Linked DNA regions of Mus musculus: region 2 is linked to region 1. Evidence: chromatin loops called from intact Hi-C (ENCODE). Cell type or tissue: gastrocnemius. All regions are shown on one strand.

What was found. A loop is a pair of places that touch in the nucleus more often than their neighbours do. Peaks named below come from ENCODE experiments on the same cell type or tissue, not always from the same donor. Only the 100,000 strongest peaks of a DNase experiment are listed, where the experiment ranks them.
Region 2: a loop joins it to region 1, with 19 times the contacts of the local background. A loop is called at or near these places in 8 of 42 quality-filtered maps.

What each region holds. Positions count from the first base shown.
Region 1 is chr2:122,345,989-122,350,988 of GRCm38, reverse strand. It overlaps Duox1 (dual oxidase 1), which reads right to left. Exons shown (of 33, transcript NM_001099297.1): 31 at 4,586-4,741; 32 at 4,363-4,491; 33 at 3,017-3,719. The coding sequence ends at 3,597. Shf (Src homology 2 domain containing F) reads left to right here. Exons shown (of 7, transcript NM_001374011.1): 7 at 1,450-2,097. The coding sequence ends at 1,636. Among named protein-coding and RNA genes, the nearest start is that of Shf, 21 kb to the left of the region's middle. In gastrocnemius, a CTCF peak has its summit at 2,383 (motif pointing left); DNase peaks (open chromatin) are centred at 2,013, 2,247, 3,553, 4,608 and 1 more place; H3K4me3 peaks cover 1,612 bases; H3K27ac peaks cover 1,895 bases.
Region 2 is chr2:122,555,684-122,560,683 of GRCm38, reverse strand. No RefSeq gene overlaps it. Among named protein-coding and RNA genes, the nearest start is that of Gm34325, 12 kb to the left of the region's middle. In gastrocnemius, a CTCF peak has its summit at 2,142 (motif pointing right); a DNase peak (open chromatin) is centred at 2,176.

The DNA of each region.
Region 1 (5,000 bases):
TTTCAGGACCAGCCAATTTATGAAGCAAACTTGGAGGGTTTTGTTTTGGTTTTGGTTTTTGGTTTTTTTTGTTGTTGTTGTTGTTTTTGTTTTTGTTTTTGTTTTTGTTTTTCGAGACAGGGTTTCTCAGTATAGCCCTGGCTGTGCTGGAACTCACTCTGTAGACCAGGCTGGCCTTAAACTCAGAAATCCGCCTGCTTCTGCCTCTGGAGTGCTGGAATTAAAGGAGTGCGCCACCACGCCCGACTTTGGGGTTTTTTTATTAAAGTTATTTTAGTATATAGTTAAGCATGAGGATTAAGAGACAAAGACGGCTCAGAAGAAAATAAGATAGAGTCACATGTGAGCACCGTACCTAAAGGGAGAGGGAGCAGCCTCACCTCTTTGCTCTCTTTTGTTCTTACTGTAGCCATATACGGGATCTGGGTTGGGTCTGACTGTCTTATCACTGGTGGGCTCTTGATAGGACTACTATCACTAAGGTAAAAGTTTAATCCCTGGGAACACAGGAAGGCGGGACAGCTTTGCTGTAGAAAGGGCTTGTTTCGCCCCACAAATTTCAACCAAACTATAGTATAGGAAAAAGAATGAGCCCCTCCACAAGGTCATACACACTCAGGCCTTAAGACCTGCTCAACATAAAATCTTTGTATTTAAAAGACGTATTAAGTCTGTGTCAGCCGCCTTTGCCGCAGATGTCGGTTGTGCTGGAACTGCTTGCTTCTTCTCTGATGGAAAGAGGTTGCAATCAGACTCCAGGCTGGGGGGCTCCCATGCCCTCTCATCTCACCTCCACACCATAATTCCTTTGTCTGTCCTACCCAACTCTGGGTAGGTAATGCTAACCGAGTCTCCAGATGATGTCACTCCAGGCCTAAGGGCTGGCTGGCTGGACTGAGAGGGTCTGACTTGGTGTAAGACCCACAGACTGGTGCTGCCATATAGCTCAAGAAGGGGAAACTGAGCATAAGGCCGGGCTGTAGTCAGTTGCTAAGGTGCTGGCTAGTCTGTCCAAAGCCCTGGGTTCTGGGCTCAGTACCCCATACACTGGCATACACCTATAATTAAGAGGTGGAGACACAGACTAGCCTGACCTGTATGAATCGGTCTCAAAAGTCCAGGTAGGGTTAAACTGGCCTTAGCCAAAGGCTATGGGCTAGGGTCACAGAATTGGAGGGTGCGGGGCACCCCACTTTCCACCAGCACACACCCTGTATACTCACCACACACACATTCTTGGTACAATGAGCGTCCTCACCACAAAGCCAGTGCCTCATGCTACCTACTCAACCCTCTCCTCTCCTCCCCTCCCCTCCCCTCCCCCACCATCCCGTCTCTGTCCACCTCCCACTTGAAGCTGGCTTTGGAATCACACTTGCTGGGAGAGTCGGGGTAGAAGTAGGGGACTGAGGAGAACCCCTGGTCACCGGGATCTCTTTCTCTTCCTAGGAGCAGTCAGGGCTTCATGCACATGAAGCTGTCCCGGACTAAGGAACACAAGTATGTGTTGGGCCAGAACAGCCCACCCTTCAGCAGCGTCCCTGAAATCGTGCACCACTATGCCAGCCGCAAGCTGCCCATTAAGGGAGCGGAACACATGTCCCTGCTCTACCCTGTGGCCATCCGGACTCTGTAGATGTGAGACCAGGGCACTATGATAGACCTGGACCCAGTCCTTGTCACCTGCACGGGGGCAGCGGTTCTTACCAAGGACATGATGTCAGAAACCTGGCTTCCCCTTGTCCTAGGATCTAGCAGGCGCTGAAGATTCCTTAATTTATTATAAAGGGGAGGGAATCCTGGGCCTTGGAATAAAGGGACTGTGTGGAGCTGGGCACCGAGGAGAGCCTGAGGAGGAAGGGGTCTCCCCGCCCCAGTCAGACACTAGGGAGGGAGTGGCGACCTCCCTCCCGCACCACCCACCCTCCGCATCCTCCCTTCTCCCCGTCCCCAGCGGGCCGCCCGGGCTCCGGGCCAGAGGCTCGGCCAGGCAGAGCTGCGGCTGCCGGCGCCGCCCAGGGGCTGCCGGGAGGGGGCGGGGAGCGAGCCCGACTATAAATTGAGGCTGGAGCCGACGCCGGCCGCCTGCGAAAAGCACTTTCCGAGCATCCACTCGCTTCCTTTGACCAAACACCTCACGCCGGGCAGGGGGCGTCCAGGCCGCGTCGCTCCTGCCATTGCTCCCGAGCGAGCCCGGCTTCCCGCCAGCAGCGAGCGGTTTGTCTGGGAGGCGCCGAGAGACAAAGAGGCAGCGCGCCAGGCTGACGGCGCGGATGGCGCTGCCACGCGGGCGGGAGGCGCGCTTCCCTGAGGCGGCGCGCTCCCGCTCCTGGCTGGCTGGCTGGGCGCGCCGTGTCCCTTTCCCTTAGCTCCCTCTGGTGGCCGGGTCTGGGGCCACGCACCTCAGCCGACCCCCGTGGGTCCGGGGCCTTCCCGCTGCTCCACAGACAGGTTCTGTGGGAGCCAGACGCCCTCGGGACGGTTGTCCTCTTAGGACAACCTGAGGCCCCTTGCTTGCCTCAACCCAAGCCCGCGGTGCATTAGCGCTGATTAGAATCAGTTGGGAATTTCTCCAAAGTGAGGATGTGTGATCTGAGAAACGAGGTATTCCGAATAGATCATTTGGCATTGGGCACCTTTTCAGAAACTCTCTGAAGGTTGCTCTGCCTTTGAATGATAGGAAGAGGACCCACCATTTTGCACCTGAGAAAACAGGCCTAGAGGGGTTAGGAGACATCTATCTCCTCATGCTGCCTGGAAGACCTTGTCTCAGGGCAGAGCTAGAATAGCTGATGCCCTGGAGGAAGCCAGGCCGACTGCAGCTCCCTGAGGACTCCTCTCTGTCCTTGTGATCCGCTGTCAGCAGCCTAACACCAGAGTGAGGAAGGGCTTTTCAGTCTTCGCTGCTTTTATTCAGTAGATACTGGAGAGATGCCTGGACCACCGTGGCAAAGCCCACTGGGTGGATGATTTCCTTAGCTCCACCTTGACCTAAGGCAGCAAAAAAGAAACTCCAAAGGGGGAAACACCGTTTATTTGCAAAACAGACCACTAGAAGAGGGAGATGGGGCTGAGGGGCACTGCTCCAGGCGGTTAGTGGGCACAGAAAGGTCTGACTACATTTTACATTTTGAGAGATCAGTTGTTCAGTTAGGCTGGTCCTGAGGGTTTCTGTAAGTTGCCCCTGGCTACTCTAAGACATCTCCCAACCATTTTGAAGAGAGGAAGAACACAGTGAAGAGGACTTGAAGACGCCAGCATCCATACTATCACTCAGACTCACTTTCAAAAACTTGACAGGTTGTCTACTGTCAAGTTTTTGCTTAATTCTCACTTTGTCTCAACCCAAAAGCTCCCCTACTTCTGAACCTATAGTTCTTAAACAGTGCTCCTTCGACAAACTCAAGACACATTCTGGCCCTAGAGATCTCTGAGCCTACACATGATGCCTGAGCGAGGCTACTTGGACCAACCAAGTTGGCAGGTGGGAAGGGCCAAGGCTGAGGTGGCCAGAAATGAGTACTGGGTTAAGGCACAGGCCAAAGCCCCTGCTGTCCCAGCAGGGCAGTAGTGGGCATAGTTGCTGGGCAGGAGGCCTAGAAGTTCTCATAATGGTGAGAAAAATGAGTCCTGTCCTGCCTGTTGATGAGCTGACAAGCCTTCTCCACATTCTTGGTCATGCCAGGGGGACCACAGCTAAATACTCCAATCTTTCGGACCTGTTGAAGGAGGAAGAGCCAAAGATGAACATATTTACTGGTAGAGCTGGATCAGTATTCAAAACAGTAGCCAGGTTCATGTTCCTGGTGCAGGTTAGCTTTATGGTCCTATTAAAGACCATCCAGTGTTCACACTCAAGGTTTATTTTATACCGTGTATGGTGAGGGCTGGCTCACTGTAAGTCTAGCTCAATTTTGTAAGTGCTAGGTCAGTGTAAAAGGACCAACTGAGTCAATGTTCAAATTGAGGGACAGCCTGGTGTATAAGTTATCTGCAGCCAGCCCACTCACTGTTCATGGCGAAAACTAGTTCCACATCCACGGGGAGAGCTGGCTTAGTATTAATGGTGAGTATAGCCCTGACTGTATAGTAAGGAATATTTCTATTACTGAGCTCTTCTGTTTTGGTGGATGAACTTAGACTTCAGAGTTGGCAGATCTCTGTTCCCTTCATCCGTCTTTCCTTCCTTCCTACCTTAGGGTGGCCCTCCATCTATGTTTCTCCAGTCTGTAACATACCAGTCTCCCAAGAGATGACTTCTCAGCAGTAACCAGTTGTTTCCTTGATAGACTAGGATTGAGAGCTTTGCTCAGTCCTCGGGTGATCAAAGGAGCCGAGAACTAAGATATGAAGTAGACTTACTTGGGGGTGGACTTCCTGCAGAGAGTTGAAAAAGGGCTCAAAGGGAGGGCGACCAAAGTGGGTGATGGAGCGCAGGCCCGTGAACAGACTCCTGTTCAGCACCTTCTGGAAGTGCCGCTCACAGATGTACTGGCAAATGAAATGGGGGAGGAAGGCCATTGCTAGGAACAACCCTTGGCCCTGGGAGTGGCCCTCCTGCCATGCCTGGCTTGCCCTGACCTACCAGCATGGTGGTCCTGAGGTCGAACTTCTCAGCCAGCTGAGTAATATAGATGTGCACAGACACCAGGTCCTGGCGGTCATTCTCCTCCACCTCCCGGATGATGTCAGCCAGCCACTCAAACTGCCTCTGAGTCCTTGTCACCCAGATGAAGTAGATCTGAGGGCACACACTGGGGCTCAGGGCCAGCTCAGCTTGGCTTCCCTATAGATCCTGGATCTCAACATGGAATTCTGACCTCAGCTAGTCTGTTCCTATCCCTAGACCACCTAGGAAATAGAATGTACAGGAAGTAGGGCCAGCCTCAATACAGAGATGTATTTTGCCCTTGGACAGAGTGGTGTGAGTGAGAAGCGATCTCACCAAAGAGCCTTCCACCACTGATCTGAACGTCTGTCAGGTCCAAGGCAGCTTCCTC
Region 2 (5,000 bases), 210 kb before region 1:
GGCTCGGTCAGCTCCTGGGCAGAAAGGAGGAGAGAACAGGGGGAGAGGGCAGCACTGGATGGTTCTCACACTGGCAAGAGTCCTTGGTCCAGTTCCTGGCTGGAGCACAGGAAGGCCTTCCAGCGGGAGGTTAGATGGGGCTCCTTAGGGGAAAGCCTATCCCATCGTTCAAGCATGACGGGCCTTGATGAGCAGAGACAGTCTATGGTTTTAGAGCTTTATTGTAGAAAGGCAGGGGGAAGGAGAAAAGGTAGAAAAAGAGAGGCTGGCCATGGCTAAACACTGGTCCTGGCTGCCTTGAGGATGAGGAGATTCTCATGCAGACCAAGTGATGCTATGTAACCTTGCCCTTCCCCCAAGTTATCACTTATTGGTGAATAAAGATGCCTACAGTCTATAACTGGACAGAAGACGGGCAGGGTTTGGTTCCTGGGCTTGGAGTCCAATGCAGGAGACCGCAAGAGAGTGGAGAGAAGATGGAGTAGGTGAGTCATGAAAACATGGCCATGAGGGCTACCCAATTGAAGTTAATAATTGGAACATGGCAAATTAAATAACTTGGGGTTATTGAGAGGAGAGTAGATGCTAATAGCTAAGAGGGTAGATATCTGCCCTCTAGTTCTAGCTCTAGTGCTTTAAAGGCTTATCATAAGTAAAAAAGGTTTTGTGTCTTTTATCTGGGAACTAATGGGTAGAAACTCTCAATTAATATTAAATATTTACCACAACAAATTGGAGAAAGGAGAGAAGACATCTATGTTTCATATTGACTTTCACAGAATTTTCACTGTGAATACAGCAACCCTGCCCACCACTGTGACTTGTATTTTTATCTCAGACACTTTTATCCATTCAGAGGTTTCTAGTGCCCCATCACTTGCGCTTCCCTCACTGATGGTTTACTGGTTACCATTCTGTTGGGAACTAAAAAGGGGGCCCTGGGGAAGTGGGGGAAGGGAGAAAGACCCACGCCCCTCCAGAGTTCCACCTATTCTCTGGTCAGTCAGGCATGGGAGGACTGCCATACATCTTCTGCTCATTCCTGGGTGGGCATCCTCTAGCCCATTCTTCGGGGGGTGGCTAAGGGACAGCCCTACCTGGGATTCCCAGAGCTACCTTGCTAAAGTCCCAAAGTTATAGGAGAGAGGTATGAGGGAAGAGGTTCCCAACATCTGCGAGTGTGCGCACAGTGGATCTTGATGAGAAGAGACTCTCTATGGTTTTAGAGCTTTATTATAGAAATTCAGGGGAAAAAAGAGAAGGGAGGGGGCTAGAGAGGAAGAGAGAGGGGGGAGCAGAGGAGAGGAGAGGAGAGGAGAGGAGAGGAGAGGAGAGGAGAGGAGAGGAGAGGAGAGGAGAGGAGAGGAGAGGAGAGGAGAAGACAAAGAGAGAGGAAAGAGGAGAGAGGAGTGAGAGAAGTGAGAGGTAAGAAAACAAAGGGGTGAGAGACAAGTAAGAGAGCAAGGTGGGGCTGAGCAGCCCTTTTTATGGTCTTCACTGTTGCTAGGTAACTGGGGAGGAGTTTAGCCTGAAGGTCAGAAGCTTGAGCCATTGCCTACGTGACTTCTAGCCATACTTCTCTTGTGTGTTTGGGGGTTGGGGGGAGGCAACTTAGGCAGGGGCCAGAGTTCCAGGAGCATAAGGGAACGCCTACTGTGTCACATAGGTGAATTATCACTATTTCCGGGGTTCAGACCTCAGCTCAACTGGAGGCCAGCCTGTCTGTGCAGAGCCCAATGCCCCACACCACTCCACTAAGTCAGATTCCACTCTTGCATCTGCTCCATGGCTTTCAGAAGGTGGTCGCTGTTTTCATTTTGCCCAGTGTCTTTGTCCTTGTGTGTTTGTACAGTTTGACATAATTGTCATTTTAGAGGGTGTGGGACAGGCAGCAGAAACAAAAAGATGTTCATTCAATCACATCTAACTAGGATACCTGCAACGTCTAGTTCTGTTATTTAAAATGCACTTTAAGCAAGGAAGGAGTAGATGAATAACTGACCATGATATTGAGGTGTTACATCCTGGGAAGTTTATGGGAAGAAAAGGAAGAGTCTGTCTAGGAGACGCTTCACTGAAGAGATAAACTCTTAACAAGTAAGCTTGAAGGCTTCTGTCCCTCCCTCCCTCTCCTCCCTTCAGTACTGGCACACTAGGGGGTGCTGCCTACCAAGAAGTCTCAGCGGCACCCCACTGAGCCTCTCCTGTTAGTTCTTTCAGAACCCAATGAGCTGCTTCCCAGAACTCCAGCCTTCAATTTCCCACTTGATAGCCCTGCAGGCAGAGCAAGGGGACAAACTTCATCAGTCAATGGTGTAGGCCAGTCCTCTATTCTGCTAGAAAACCTAGCTATCAGTAAGAGAGATGGATGCACTTCCAAATTGGTTACTTCTTTCGAAATCCTTTCTCAGCCCAAGGGACAGTAGCTGCCCTATTCCTCTGCTGTTCCTGTATTCTGTTACCCCTAATGGTTTTCTTCATTTTACCATAGTATAATTCTTTTTCAAACCATTTAAGATTTTTTTTATTATAAAACTTTCCAGGCAAATGCAAAAGGGGGGAGTCCAGGTGCCCAGCTCCCAGTTTCTCTCTGTGCATTAGTTTTATCCTGTCTACTCTTTCATGTCATATGGCTAGAGAATTTTAAATCAAACTCAGAGATCATGTCACATATGTCACCTCTAAATAATTCAATGTGCATCTCAAAAGAAATATGTGAATAAGCAGAGTGTGATGGCACTCAGCTGTACTCCAAGCACTTGGGAAGCCAATGCCGAAGGACCACTAGATCAACGTCAACTTTCACAATGAGACCTCATCTCAAAACAAGAAAAAGAGAACTATGCAAATAGGTTTTTTTGCATAATCACAATGCCATATCTTGTCCTTAATTCCTTAATGTCATTCAATATCCAAAATGCTAATTTCTTCTATTACCTAAGAAAAAACTGTAATTATCCTGTAGAGTCAAAATTAATAACAAAAAGTTACTCATTTAACTTAGTTACATCTCTTGAGATTCTTTTAAGTCTTGGAAGTTTTGTGCATCTCTCAGTCTAGTGCAGTATCACCCCCCCCCCCATTTTACTTCTGTTTGAATTGATTTATTGATAGAGTGAGAGTCCAACACCAAGACCCTCTTCTGGTATTAGAGATGTTACTTTATTCATCTGTTTTATCTTATACATGCAATATTTGCACTAGAGGTAAAAATAATTTTTTTAAAAAGTATTTTATGTGTATGAATATTTTGCCTGCATATATGTCTGTGCACCACAGCATGTCTGTGCTTACGATCCCCTAGGACTGGAGGTACAGAGAAGATTGTCTCCCCTCAGCCCTCCTTCATGTAACATGTGGGTGCTGGGAATCATACCTGAGTCCTCTGGAAAGGTAACAAGTGTTCTTAAACATTAAACCAACTCTCCAGACCCTTCTGATTATGATTCTCAAGATCTCCCTGGGTAGGGAGATGTCTCAGTGGATAGTGTTTGGTGTTCAAACATGAGGACCTAAGTTCAGATCCCTAGGACCCATGTAAAAGATGGGTGTGATTATGAGCATAAACAATCTAGTTTCTTCACTAGCCAGCCAGAATCCAGGGGAAAATGGGAACACTAGGTTCAGTGAGAGGTCCTTTCTAGAGGAAATGAGGCAGAGAGATTGAGCGGGACACCTGAGCTCCTTTTGCCTCTGCACATATCTAGGCATGCATAATTGTACATCCATGCACACACACACACACACACACACACACACACACACACACACAAATTCCTTCTAGGTAGTGCTGTACTTTCTATGCACCGATAATGGTACACATAATGTTAATTGTTTTAGTTCTTGTGGCTCTAAGATTGATCTTTGAAGCGAGATATGGTGGTGCATACATATAAAGGAAGATCTTGTGCTTCAGGCCAGCATGAGCTACACAGGAAACCTTGTTTCAAACAATCCAAAGCCAATTTATTTTTAACTAATTTCAGGCTTAAGGAAATGTTACAGAAACAACTTATCATTTCCTCATAGCTTTGTCTAATGCTAGCATCTTATATAAGTATCACCATCAAGAACAAGAGGTCAACCGCAGTATAATGCTATTATCTAGAGCACAAAACTTATTTGAATATTAGGATATTTCCACTTCCATTTGTTTTTGTTCTAGGAGTTTATACATTAAATTTAGTTTCATTTTGCTTCATCAAGAATATTTTTTTTTTAGTGGTAGGACAAAATACCAGACAGAAGCAACTTAAGGGAAGGGCCATTCATTTTTTACTATGCTTAATTCCCAAAGAATATTTTGTATGTTTTGAAACAATTTAATATTCAACATTAGGTATAGGATCCTCAGTTATGGATAGTATTCAATATTCATTAATGATATTTTTAGGATATGAAAAGATATGAATATAAAAGTTGAACAAATGTTTATGCATTATTTGATTCTCAAAATAATATTATTAATGTTTGGTATATAAAATACATTTAAATAATAAAAATTTATGAAAGGAAAAAAAAGAATATATTTTTAGTGGTAGGACAAAATACCAGACAGAAGTGACTTAGGGGAAGGGCCACTTGTTTTAACCAGTCTCAGGATGAGAAAAGTACAGCAGTGATCACAGCAGTGAGGACAGCCCTGTCCACTGCAGCGGGAGAGAAGGCAACTTGCTCATAACTTAGTGATTGGCCAGCGAGCTCAGGCTGAAACTGGAGCCAGATCTGATCCTCTCCTGGGCCATCTAGACCCCATGTCCAGAAGGTTCCACAACCTTCTGAAATATCACTACCAGCTAGAAACAAGTGTTTATTTAAAATAAGCCCACAGGAGACATTTCACACTCAAACCATAGGATCCTAACCCTGGGCCCCAACAGGCTCATTGCCATCTCATGGTGAAAATGCATTCAAATCCAATTCCAAAGTCTTTAAGGTCTTAAAGCTCCAACACTGTCTAGAAGCCCAAAGTCTTTTCTGAGATGCGAAGCAATCTCTTT